2 separate regions of the Homo sapiens genome follow, and region 1 is linked to region 2. The links are chromatin loops, found by intact Hi-C in ENCODE. Cell type or tissue: GM12878. All regions are shown on one strand. Each heading gives the region's core, and the rest is flanking DNA. Links, peaks and the distances in the headings are about the cores only. Region 1 has its middle 21 kb from the start of PCNX1. Region 2 overlaps TTC9 (tetratricopeptide repeat domain 9).

What was found. Peaks named below come from ENCODE experiments on the same cell type or tissue, not always from the same donor. Only the 100,000 strongest peaks of a DNase experiment are listed, where the experiment ranks them.
Region 1: a loop joins it to region 2, with 3 times the contacts of the local background. A loop is called at or near these places in 2 of 110 quality-filtered maps.

What each region holds. Positions count from the first base shown.
Region 1 is chr14:70,884,209-70,889,585 of GRCh38, reverse strand. No RefSeq gene overlaps it. Among named protein-coding and RNA genes, the nearest start is that of PCNX1, 21 kb to the left of the region's middle. RefSeq lists an enhancer at 1,973-2,282. In GM12878, for the core only: no CTCF peak of the experiment used is centred there; DNase peaks (open chromatin) are centred at 2,085 and 2,815; H3K4me3 peaks cover 1,938 bases; H3K27ac peaks cover 2,608 bases.
Region 2 is chr14:70,662,848-70,668,224 of GRCh38, reverse strand. It overlaps TTC9 (tetratricopeptide repeat domain 9), which reads right to left. Exons shown (of 3, transcript NM_015351.2): 2 at 479-661. Among named protein-coding and RNA genes, the nearest start is that of TTC9, 24 kb to the right of the region's middle. RefSeq lists enhancers at 841-1,341, 1,342-1,842, 2,340-2,499. In GM12878, for the core only: no CTCF peak of the experiment used is centred there; DNase peaks (open chromatin) are centred at 1,902, 2,594 and 4,384; H3K4me3 peaks cover 884 bases; H3K27ac peaks cover 5,000 bases.

The DNA of each region.
Region 1 (5,377 bases), core at 269-5,268, 220 kb before region 2:
AAAAAGAATTCCCCTCAATATTAAAGACACAGCAGACACATACACGTGCAAATACCCATAGTCATAAGTTCCTTTATCATTGAGAAAATTTTTACTACCTTCCTAAATTTATATTCTCCCTTTTCAGGCATTTAGCATCATCTCTAGGTCTTCCAATGTTATGCTTGGAATTTTCTTTAAATAAAAGTGGCCCTTAGAGGTCATTTACTCCAACCTTCTTATTTTACTCCTGGTCTCTACTACCCTACCTTTACGCATCTATTTAGAAGCTAGTGGCACAGGATTTTTGCTAATGATGCCTTTATTGAGGGATTTTCTTTGTCTGTTAGTAAATTACCATGATGCTAGAAGATTTTACAGAAAGTCTCAACTTAGTAATCAGCTACCATCAAAATACATTTATCTATTATTAAGGTAAGACAATTTCCTTCTCAGCCCCAGAAGGGAGGCACATGCACACAAGTATGCACACACACACACACTCACAATGTGATCAGCCAGCTCTCTGTCTGGAAAAATCAAAATACCTCCCAGCTGGAATGACAGCATCATTTTATTAACGCTGAAATAGGAGGGTGATAAAGCAAGTCTCAGCAGGCATAGCAGAAATGCACTGCTTTTATGATTCATATTTCAAAAATGATGCCATGGGAGCAAAAATGCAAAGCAGAGCTTATTATATGCTAGCAAAAATGGAGTGAAGGGTAGTCACCTCAGCTGTGCCTTTTAAGCTCTAAAGGAAGCAACACCACTACCAATTTTCTCTCCTCACCCTGAGGTTGCAACAGACACTTGGATTTGTCTACAGCCATTACTTCATTGTTCTCTGTGCTGTGAGTGGGCTAAGAAAATGATGTTGTTTCCTGTGTGATGATCTTGCTAGAGCTTTGGAGGTACTAAGGAGAATTGCAAAGAAACAGAATCATTAGTACAGTCATCCTTCATCCCTAGTTGTGGGGGGTGGGGAGAAATTGCTTCCAGGACTCCAGGATACCAAAATCTGGGGGATGCTTAAGTCCCTAATATAAAATGATGTAGTACTTGTATGTAACCTATGCACATCCTCCCATAGTTTAAATCATCTTTAGATTACTTATAATATCTAATACAATGTAAATGCTATGTAAATATGTGTTACACTGTATTATTTTTATTTTTATTGTGTATTATTATTATTTTTTTAGTGTTTTTCACCCTCAGTTGGTTGAGTCTGTATATACAGAACCTGTGGATATGGAGGGCCAGCTATATTGTCCTCCGTAGCGCCACCTCTTGATGAGGGGCTGTTGTTGGCCCCTGCAATAGACTGAATGTCTGTCCTCCCCAGATTTATATGTTGAAACCTAATTCTCCTCATGATGGTATTTGGAGGTGAGACTTTTGGGAGGCGATGAGATGTAGCCCTCATGTATGGGATTAGCACCCTTTTAAAAGAGATCCCAGAGAGGTCCTTTGTCCCTTCTGCCATGTGAAGACAGCCATCTATGAACCAGGTAACAGGCTCTCACCAGACACAAAATCTGCTGGCACCTTGATTTTGGACTTCCAAGCCACCAGAACTGTGAGAAATACATTTCTGTGGTTTATGAGCCATTCAGTGTATAGTATTTTGTTATAGCAGCCCAGATGAACAACACAACTATGCTTTCCAAACCCAGAATCCACAGGGTATGTGTGCTGCTTCTCTCTCTGCTTTGCTTGGGGAGAAAGGAATATAAAGGACCCCTGGGAATCCCTTCCCCTGGAGGTTTCCAGCTGCCTGCTTTTGACTTTGACTTCTCTTCTCTCACATGCAAGTAAAGAAAACAATACTGGGTTAACATTTTCTAAGCTGTACAACCTTAGGACAGTGCCATTGGAAGGAAAATAGGCTAGAAATCAGAAAAGATGGGCTTGATTCCAAAGATTTCAGTCAGATCTTTGACGTCAAGATATCACAAACCCTCCTTCTTCAAAGTGCAGGCACTGTCTGTTGGCTCACATCATCCGTGAGCACTTAGAGTTCCTTGAGTAAGAAGTACTGCCTTCTATAAACATCTCTGCATCTGGAGACTTATTCCTGGACATTGCTAATGAGTCAGTGAAAAACCCCAAATGATCTATGTATCAATTCCTGTTTTACACTTTCAGTTTATACAATAAATGAGAAAAAGGGCTAAGCTCAATTTGCTGGAAGTTGACAGTCCATTTTTATTTTGAAATCATTGTTGGTAATTTCATACCAAAGGAGAGGCTTACAGCAAGAGAGTAGAAATGAAAGCAGAAATGAGAAAGCTTATATAGTCTCAATTTCGATGACTCTAAAAACATTGATCAATCAACAATGCAGCTCATCCAGGAAAACCAAAACACTTTGTGGTAGGCAGAATTCTAAGCCCCTAAGGTTTCCTGCCTCTGGGATCTGTGAGCCTTCTCCCACTTACTCAATCAAACAGCAACCTAGATTCTGCTGTGAAGGGATTTTGCAGATGTAATTAAGGTCCCAAGATAGGGAGATTGTCTGGGTGGGCTTGATCTAATAGCACGAGCCCTTTAACTCTGAGTCTGGAGGTCAAAGACAGAAAAAAATCAAAGAGGTTTGAAGCATGAGAAGAATTCAACAAAGGGGAGATTCTCTATTGCTGACTATGAAGATAAAAGGACCAAGTGGTAAGAAATGCGGCAGTTTCTAGGAACTGAGAGTGGCCCCCAGCTGACAGCCAGCCAGGAAACAGGGACCTCAGTCCCCCAACCGCAAGAAACTGAATCTGTGACAACCAGAATGAGCTTCCACAAGGCCCTTGAGCTCCAGATAAGAACACTGCCCAGCTGACATCTTGATTTAGCCCTGTGAGGAGATCAGTGGAGTCACACCCTTCCCAGTTCTGGGGGAAAACCTGTAAAGTAATGAATGGGGAGTTGTTTTAAGGGGATAAATTTATGATGATTTAGTATGCAGCATAGAACTAAAATCCACACTTCCTGAATGGTTTTAAAGCCTCTTAGCCTAACCCTAAGACCAAAACCCAACCTCCTTCAAAGAGAAACCTGCCAACCACTGTGAACCAAATCTATCAGACAAGTCTCTTGTGATTCAAATTATAACCCACGGCCCGACAGCATACATGTGGCCTAAGAAATGCAGCATCTCAGGTCCCATCTGGATCTACTGAATCAAAACCTTCATTTTAACAAATCGCCTGGTGACTTATATACACATTAAAGTGTGAGAAGCACCAGTTAGCATTTTAATGCAGAGCTGGAGATCTGGAATCAGCAAAACCCATGTTCCCAAGCTGGCTCTACAGTTTTACTAGCTATGCGGACTTAGACAAGTTACTTAACCTCTCTGAACTTCTATTAATCGGTAAAATGGAGCAGGTAATAGTACTGACTTTATAGAGTTGTGGTGAGGATTAAATGGGACAGTATGTAAAGTGCTTTAGCCCTGCATTTTGGCCTGTCGTTAGCCTGGCAAACAGTAAGGGCTTAATAAATTGTTGCTTATTATTGGATTGGGCAGTAATAGCATCAATTGAATGTAGAGGGAGCAGGTAAACTGTATCAGTTGGAAACTTGCAGGATCACTGTGGCTGGCATCCTCTGATTAAATATGTTGTCACGCAGCTCCTCAGAGACTGCAAAAGGTTGTGACCTTGGTTTTCTACCTAACACAAGGCTGGGTCAGCCATGCCATTCCATCCCAATGCCTGTAACCATCTGTGTATCCCCCGACCCTCTCCCTTGTCGGTATTTAACCTCACTGGGCTTGACCTCACTTAGCTAATGAGATCTGGCCAGAAACCATGGAGATGGTTGTCAGCAACTCGGGGCAGGTGGTATCCCTGAATACCAATGGCAGCTCAATCCACAGAAAAGATGAAGAGATGTGCCAGGGGCAAAACACAGCCTGTTGAACTGTTTTAACAGAAATCTAAGGTTCTTCTTATTTTTGTTGGAGGGAATGATGGCAATGGTGACAATGGTGTTGGCATTACTGAGTATAAGAATGAATGTATAAATCAACAGTGACAAATGAGTAATACATAAGCCAGAGAGCTTTTGTGATCAATTCTGCAGAGGCCCGTTCCCCCTCCTGGTGGTTTCTCTGTTCTTGGCAAAGACTCCTCTCACTTGCTTTATTTCTCAGCCTGAGCCACAGCAATCTCTATAGTTCAATATAAATAATGAGGGTGATATTGATAATAACAATAGCTCTCATTTATTGAGTGCTCCAAGTGCCAGGCACTCTTCATATATTATTTATACTCCTTATAACAACTCTTTGAGGTAGACATTATTATGTTCCTTTTTAGCCAAGGAAACAGAAGCCTCAGAGAGGTTAAGTGGCTTGCCCAAGTTTACACAGCAGATAAGATAGTCTTGGATTCAAACCTGAGTCTGTTTGACTCTGAAACCTGTGCTTTCTTCGCTTTATCTCCGCAATACAGCTGTCATCCTTGACTGGGCTCTTGGCCCTTTGCCTGGACACTGTATCTGGGCCTTCGATACTACTGCCCAGTCAGCTCCTGAGCTGCCTTGCTCCTGTCCTTCCAGGTTTGCACCGCTTTGGCTTCTGTCTTTGCTCAGATGCTCACCTGTCTGGCCCCTGGAAACATATGGCGCTCACCTATTTCTTGTCGGTCCACATGGTTCTGCCCGTGGGTTTTCTAATCTCACTGCTCATAAGCAAGCTTGCTGGGCCTGACTCATGAAGGAGTGGCTTGATGCTCCCAGACTCTGGGTAACTGTCCCTCATTCTAGACCCTCCTGCCTCATAAGTAGAGTCTCCCCTATCATCCAGCCTGGCTCACCATTGCAGAAGAATGTTTCCTGCCTGTGTCAGAGAAACCAGCCACCTGGGTTCTTCTATCTGCTCCTGCTGTGCTCTGTCTTGAATACTCTTCCTTTCTTTCAAAACCACATTCTATTGCTCAGCTCATACCTGACTCAAAACCCAACCTACTGCCCACAGACTAAGATCTCGACCTGGAATTATATCCTATTACTATCTGGCCTCACTGACCCTTTCAAGTTCCAACCTTATTTTCCAGCCAATTGTTTCCCATCCTTTCTCTGTGATTTTCTGCTCGGCCTTTTCTCCTGCTCTTCTCTGCCAGGAATGCTCATTTCCTCTGTGCTAGTTCAGGATCATCCAAGATCTAGCATAAAATCCATCTTCTTTACAAAAAATGGCCCTAACCTTCCCAGCTGGAAATGGTCTCTTCCTTTCATTGATCTACTGTGGCACTGTATCTAGTGACACCTAACAGTTTTCTACATTTTGCCGTAGTTAATTGTATACATATTTTTTCTCCCCTTTTACACTATAAGGTCTCTGAGAACAGAGAGCATCTGATTTTTTTTTTCTTTTTTCTTTTTTGAGACAGAGTGTCAC
Region 2 (5,377 bases), core at 132-5,131:
CCTAAGGAATAGCATCTGACTGGAGAAGTCAGAGCATGCTTCCTGAAAGGTGCTGGGCTTAGCATCAAATTTGCCTGTTTGTATTCTGTGTCATCAACCAGATGTGAGCGCCTCATGGGTAGCGGCAGTGTCTTTTCATTGATTCCCTTGGTGCTTAGCACAAATCTTGGCACATAGTATGAATTCAATATATATATATTTGTTGAATAAGTGAAGAGAGCTGGATTCTGAGTTGAAAAAGATGAGGAATTCTATACTCTATTTGAAGAGAAGAGGGGCCTGTGCTCCCTGGAACTCAAACCCTAGGCAAATGCATGGGCTGTGTGCTCCTCTTAGGTCTTATCATATATATCTGATCCCTAATTTTGCCATCTCTGTCCCTGCCTGGCCCTCCTAGCCAAGAAAACTGCTGAAATGAGAAGGTCCCAGGAGCCACCAGAGCAGGGAGGAAGTAAGAAAACAGCTATTTCCGCCTTACCTGTTGGTTGTTGGGTCCTTGCTTCTTTCAGGTAGTAGAGTGCTTTGTCATAGTCCCCAAGGTGGTAGAAGGCCACACCAGACCGGTAAAGGGCCTTGAAGTTCTCCCCTTCCTTCTTCAAGACTTTGAGGCAATATTCCTTGACTCGTTCATAGTTTACCAGCTCAGCCTGGAGCAGGCAGGCTATGGAGGAAGGGAGGGAAAATGCCATCAGCACAACAGTGGCCAGCTCTGCATGTTTCCCTTGAGTTGCTTCTCTCCAGAGGTTTAGCAGGGTTGGGGTTTTCCACTGGGGTTTACATCTTGGGATTTGTCTTCCAATAATCCTAGCCTCCCTGACCAGTTTCATCACTAAAAAGCCATGTTAACAAGGCTTGAGCAAGTCACTTAACCTTGTATTATGGGTTGAATTATGCCCACCCTTCCACCACCAAAAGATATGTTGAAGTCCTAACCTGCAGTACACAAGAATGTGACCTTATTTGGAGACAGGATCTTTACAGAGGTGATCAAGTTGAGGTCATTACAGTAGGGCCTAATCCAGTGTGACTGGTATCCTTATAAAAAGGGGAAATATGTACACAAAGACAGACACACACAGAGGAAAGACGACATGATAAAACATGGGGAGAAGAGAGCCATCCATAAGCCAAGGAATGCCTGAGGCTACCAGAACCTCACAGAGAGGCATGGAACAGATTCTTCCTCACATCTTTCAGAATAACAACCCACCAGCACCTGGATCTTGGACTCCTAGCCCCTGGAACTGTGAGATCATACATTTCTATTATCTCAAGTCACCCAGTTTGTGGGACTTTGTTGTAGGCAGCCTTAGGAATAAGCTACCAGAGGCAATCATCATCTCTTCATCATCATCTTCATCATCATCATCACCATCATGGCCAATATTTGTTGAGTGCTTACCTTGTACAGATGCTGGTCTCATTGTTTTACATGTATTACTGATATAATCCTCAGAATACTCCAATGTGGGTACTATTACTGTTTCAATTTTATAGGTGAGGAAGCTGAGGCCCAGAGAGCTGAAGAAATTTCCCAAGTCCACACAACGTGAAAGAGACAAAGATGGGATTTAAGCTGAAGCTGTCTGGCTCCAGAATCCAAGTCCTTCCTAATCTAGTTGTTGGAGGGATTATATAAAATAATGGCCATAAAGTACTTAATGTGGGCTTGGCACATAGCAAGCATGAAAAAAATGTTAGTTAACATTCTTAGAATTCTTTTTAGTCTTGTACCAGTAACATCTGCCTCTGACTTCCCTCAAGTTCCCTTTCATGTATATTTGTCTCTGCAGTTCCTGAGAGAGGGGGCTTTCTGGTAGGCTAGTGACCAGCTCATACAAGCCACATGTCTGGACATGAGAGACCTAGGTGTCCCAGGCAAGAGGAAGCTATGGCAGGCAGGTCTCATGGTGGAGAGCTTCCCCATCCCACAAACAGCCATCTTTGAGTAAACCATGTCCCTTTGAGCTTTCCCTTACCAGCCCTGAGCCACAGGGAGCCACAGGGCTGGGACTAGAGTGATGACACGCCTGGAGGATGACTAAATGGCCTTGAAGAATGATTGAAATTTCGTGCCCTAGGCACCTCCCTCTAATCCCAACCCTGCTGAGCCACCTCGCCTCCATTTAACCACTCAAATATCTAGTAGGCATTGACCAACGGCAAAGTATGTTGCATACTTCGGAGGGAGTACAAAAAAAGAGACAGGAAAAAGGCACCTGTCTGCTTCTTCAAAGCAAATAAAAACAGAGACTTAGGAGGCAAAACTGGTGCTTCTGTTCACAACCCGGCTGGGTGGCTGGGGGAGAATGCTGATGCTCTGTTCCTTCTTTGTGCCCAGACTTTTCCACACTGACAGAAGACACCTCAGGATAGAGACAAGTCACTGATTTCAATCTTCAGGGGTCTAACGTCAGTCATTCTGACCCCTTAAATAACTTCCCAGGTATCAGAATTGCTGAGATTTTTTAAGAGACCAGATTTTTTTTGAGCATTTAGGACCAAAAAACTCCATTCTTTCACAGAATGAGGAGAAATACACAGACTGTCAAGATGAAGGTATGAGAACCAGGAAGTGAAAGAGAATCAGCCCAGATCTAGAAACTGACCTGTCAGGTTTCACTGGCTGCAGGGCAGAAAGCCAAGTCAACAGAAGCAACAGGCTGCTAACCCCCGAGGGCAGCTCTTGTTCACCCAGGACTACAATCTTCTGGTGCACCAGGGGGTCCTTCTGATAAGCTGATGCTACAAGCCCCCCTCCCCTCTCCTCCCTCTCTCTCCATGGTGGGATCTTAGGCCCTTCTGTCCCCTTCCTCACCTGCATGTTGTCGGAGCCTGTGCTGGTGCTTATACAGCTGTACAGAGAGAGAGAGGGGTTTCTGTAAAAAGGTTCCTGGATGTGAACCTCACTGACTGCTACCTGTGTGTGACTTGGCTCCAGCACCTGCTCCCAGAGCTAAAAGCTGTCCTGTCCACAGCTTCCACGCTCCCTGCCTGAAGTCCTCTCTGACCGGGCCTAGCAGCCCTCTTCCCGTCCAGCCCTCCCTCTTTGAACAGACACTTCTGTTTGCTGACCCTGGCAGTCTAGGAAAAGGACCATTTAACAAATAAAAATAAAAATAAAATAAAATAACAGTTTTTGAATGCATAAAATGGTGGTGACAGGGGCAGGGGAAGCAAAGAGGCCTGGAAATGGGGAAGCCTCCCCCTTCCCACAAAGGGTTAAAGGAACCACAGCAATCAATTTCTGGCACTTATTTGGTAAAAATATTTCTAGTTCCCCTGCAGATCCGGTGGGAACTGGCATACCTGGCTGTGGACCAGGGTTCAGACTTTGGGGGAGGCAAGGGAGGCAGGGCTAGGCTGGTTATAGGGTGTGGAGCCTCAGCTGACACCACAGACAGGGCCCAGAAAGATGGAGAAATAGCTGGGCCAAGAGGTAGAATCTGGATAAGAAGTTGGGGTGCTAGGCCAGGACTCTTTTTTTTTTTTTTTTTAAATGGAGTCACGCTCTATTGCCTAGGCTGGAGTGCAGTGGTGCGATCTCGGCTCACTGCAACCTCTGCCTCCTGGGTTCAAGCAATTCTCCCGTCTCAGCCTCCCAAGTAGCTGGGACTACTACAGATGCCCGCCACCATGCCTAGCTAATTTTTGTAGTTTTAATAGAGACGGGGTTTCACCATATTGGTCAGGCTGGTCTCGAACTCCTGACCTCTGGTGATCTGCCTGCCTCAGCCTCCCAAAGTGCTGGGATTACAGGAGTGAGCCACTACACCCGGCCCAGGCCAGGACTCTTAAGGGAATCCAGGGGTGGAGGGGGTGACAGCCAGGCTGGAGGCTGGCCTCAGCGCTACCTGCAGGTGATTTTTAGGCACCTCTCTGCTTTGGGTGGGTGGCTACTGGTACATCTAGTAAGCCCATGGGATAGGTAAGATGGGATGACAGCAGGCACGTGTGAGGGCTGAGGAAGTTAAGACGACGTGGACTGGCTGCCTCCTGATTGCTCCTTCCCCATCCCTGTAGCCATTAGCCAGGACCTGGGGTTGCAGTGGACCTCAGGATAAGTGGCATCGCCCCACAGTGTGTCCTCCTCATGGTTATTAATCCCTTCTCTGGTGTCAGAGGTGCTAAATACTTCACATACACTATGTCTTTTAATCCTCACATCAACTCCATGAAACAGGTTCTATTTTTATCCTTCTTTTATAGATGATGAAACTGAGTTCCAGAGAAATGAAGTAACTTGCTGAAGGTCACCCAGCTGGAAGGGGGTAGAATTAGGATATCAGCCCACTTCTGTCAGGCTTCCAAGACTGTGCACTTGACCTCTGGGGTGTCTGTGGGGATGCATTTGAAGCCATCGGAAACCCACACAGCCCCTGGGGAGAAAGAGAGGTCATCTGTGGAAACTCCCTTCTGCTGTGTTCCAAAGCTAACAAGCAAAAATTGATGCCTAACTGCTGGGCACTGGGCGGGGCAGTGGGATCAGCTGATGAGCTGACACCCGCCCCCCCACCCACCTGGGGCTAACAGATGGGCAGGGAGGGCAGAGGTCATGTTATCTCAAATATTCACATGTGGGCTAACTGCTATGAAGGACAAAGGTAGAGAAGGAGCATACCCAGGCAGGAGGGGCCTTACCTTGATCTAAAGTATAATGGGAGGCCTTCTTGGAAGAAGTAGCATTATAGCTGGGATCTAAAGATTGGGTATTTCTCAGCCTCAGCACTATTGACATTTTGGACTAGATGATTTTTTGTTACATGAGGATGTCTTGAGCCTTGCAGGATGCTTAGCAGCTCCCCTAGCCTCTTCTCACTACATGCCACTTGTGACAACCAAAAAATGTCTCTGGAAATGGCCAAGTATTCCCTGGGTGGTGGGGTGGTGGTAAAATCACCCATGTTTGGGAATCACTGATCTGGGTGAAACTGTGACTTTTCAAGGCAGAGCCAAGAAAGAGAGGGAGCGAGAGGGGAATGGCCTATTTCAGAAAGTTTGGGAAGCCATGCATGCCAGGTTGGAGCAGAGAACCAGAGGGAAGGGTAAAAAAGGTGAAGCTGGAAAAGAAAGAAACCATGACACAGAGACCCTTCTGGTCCACGTAGAAGATCTGGGACTTCATTGTGAGGCAAGAGTGGATTTGGATGATGAAGTGATGGTGACTCAGGTGACCAGAGTGGAGGCGGATAAGCAGGAAAAACAGATCAATGTAAGTGGCATCCAGGAGGCAGAGGTGACCAGCAGCAGGGAATTTCTGCAATATTTTCTCTCTGCTGTCCACATTTGCAAGGTAGAGCCGTTCATCTGGGAGATCTTTATTGTCATTTTGGATTTCCTGATTGTCGAGAAGTGTTTCTCCATGTTGTGGTGACCT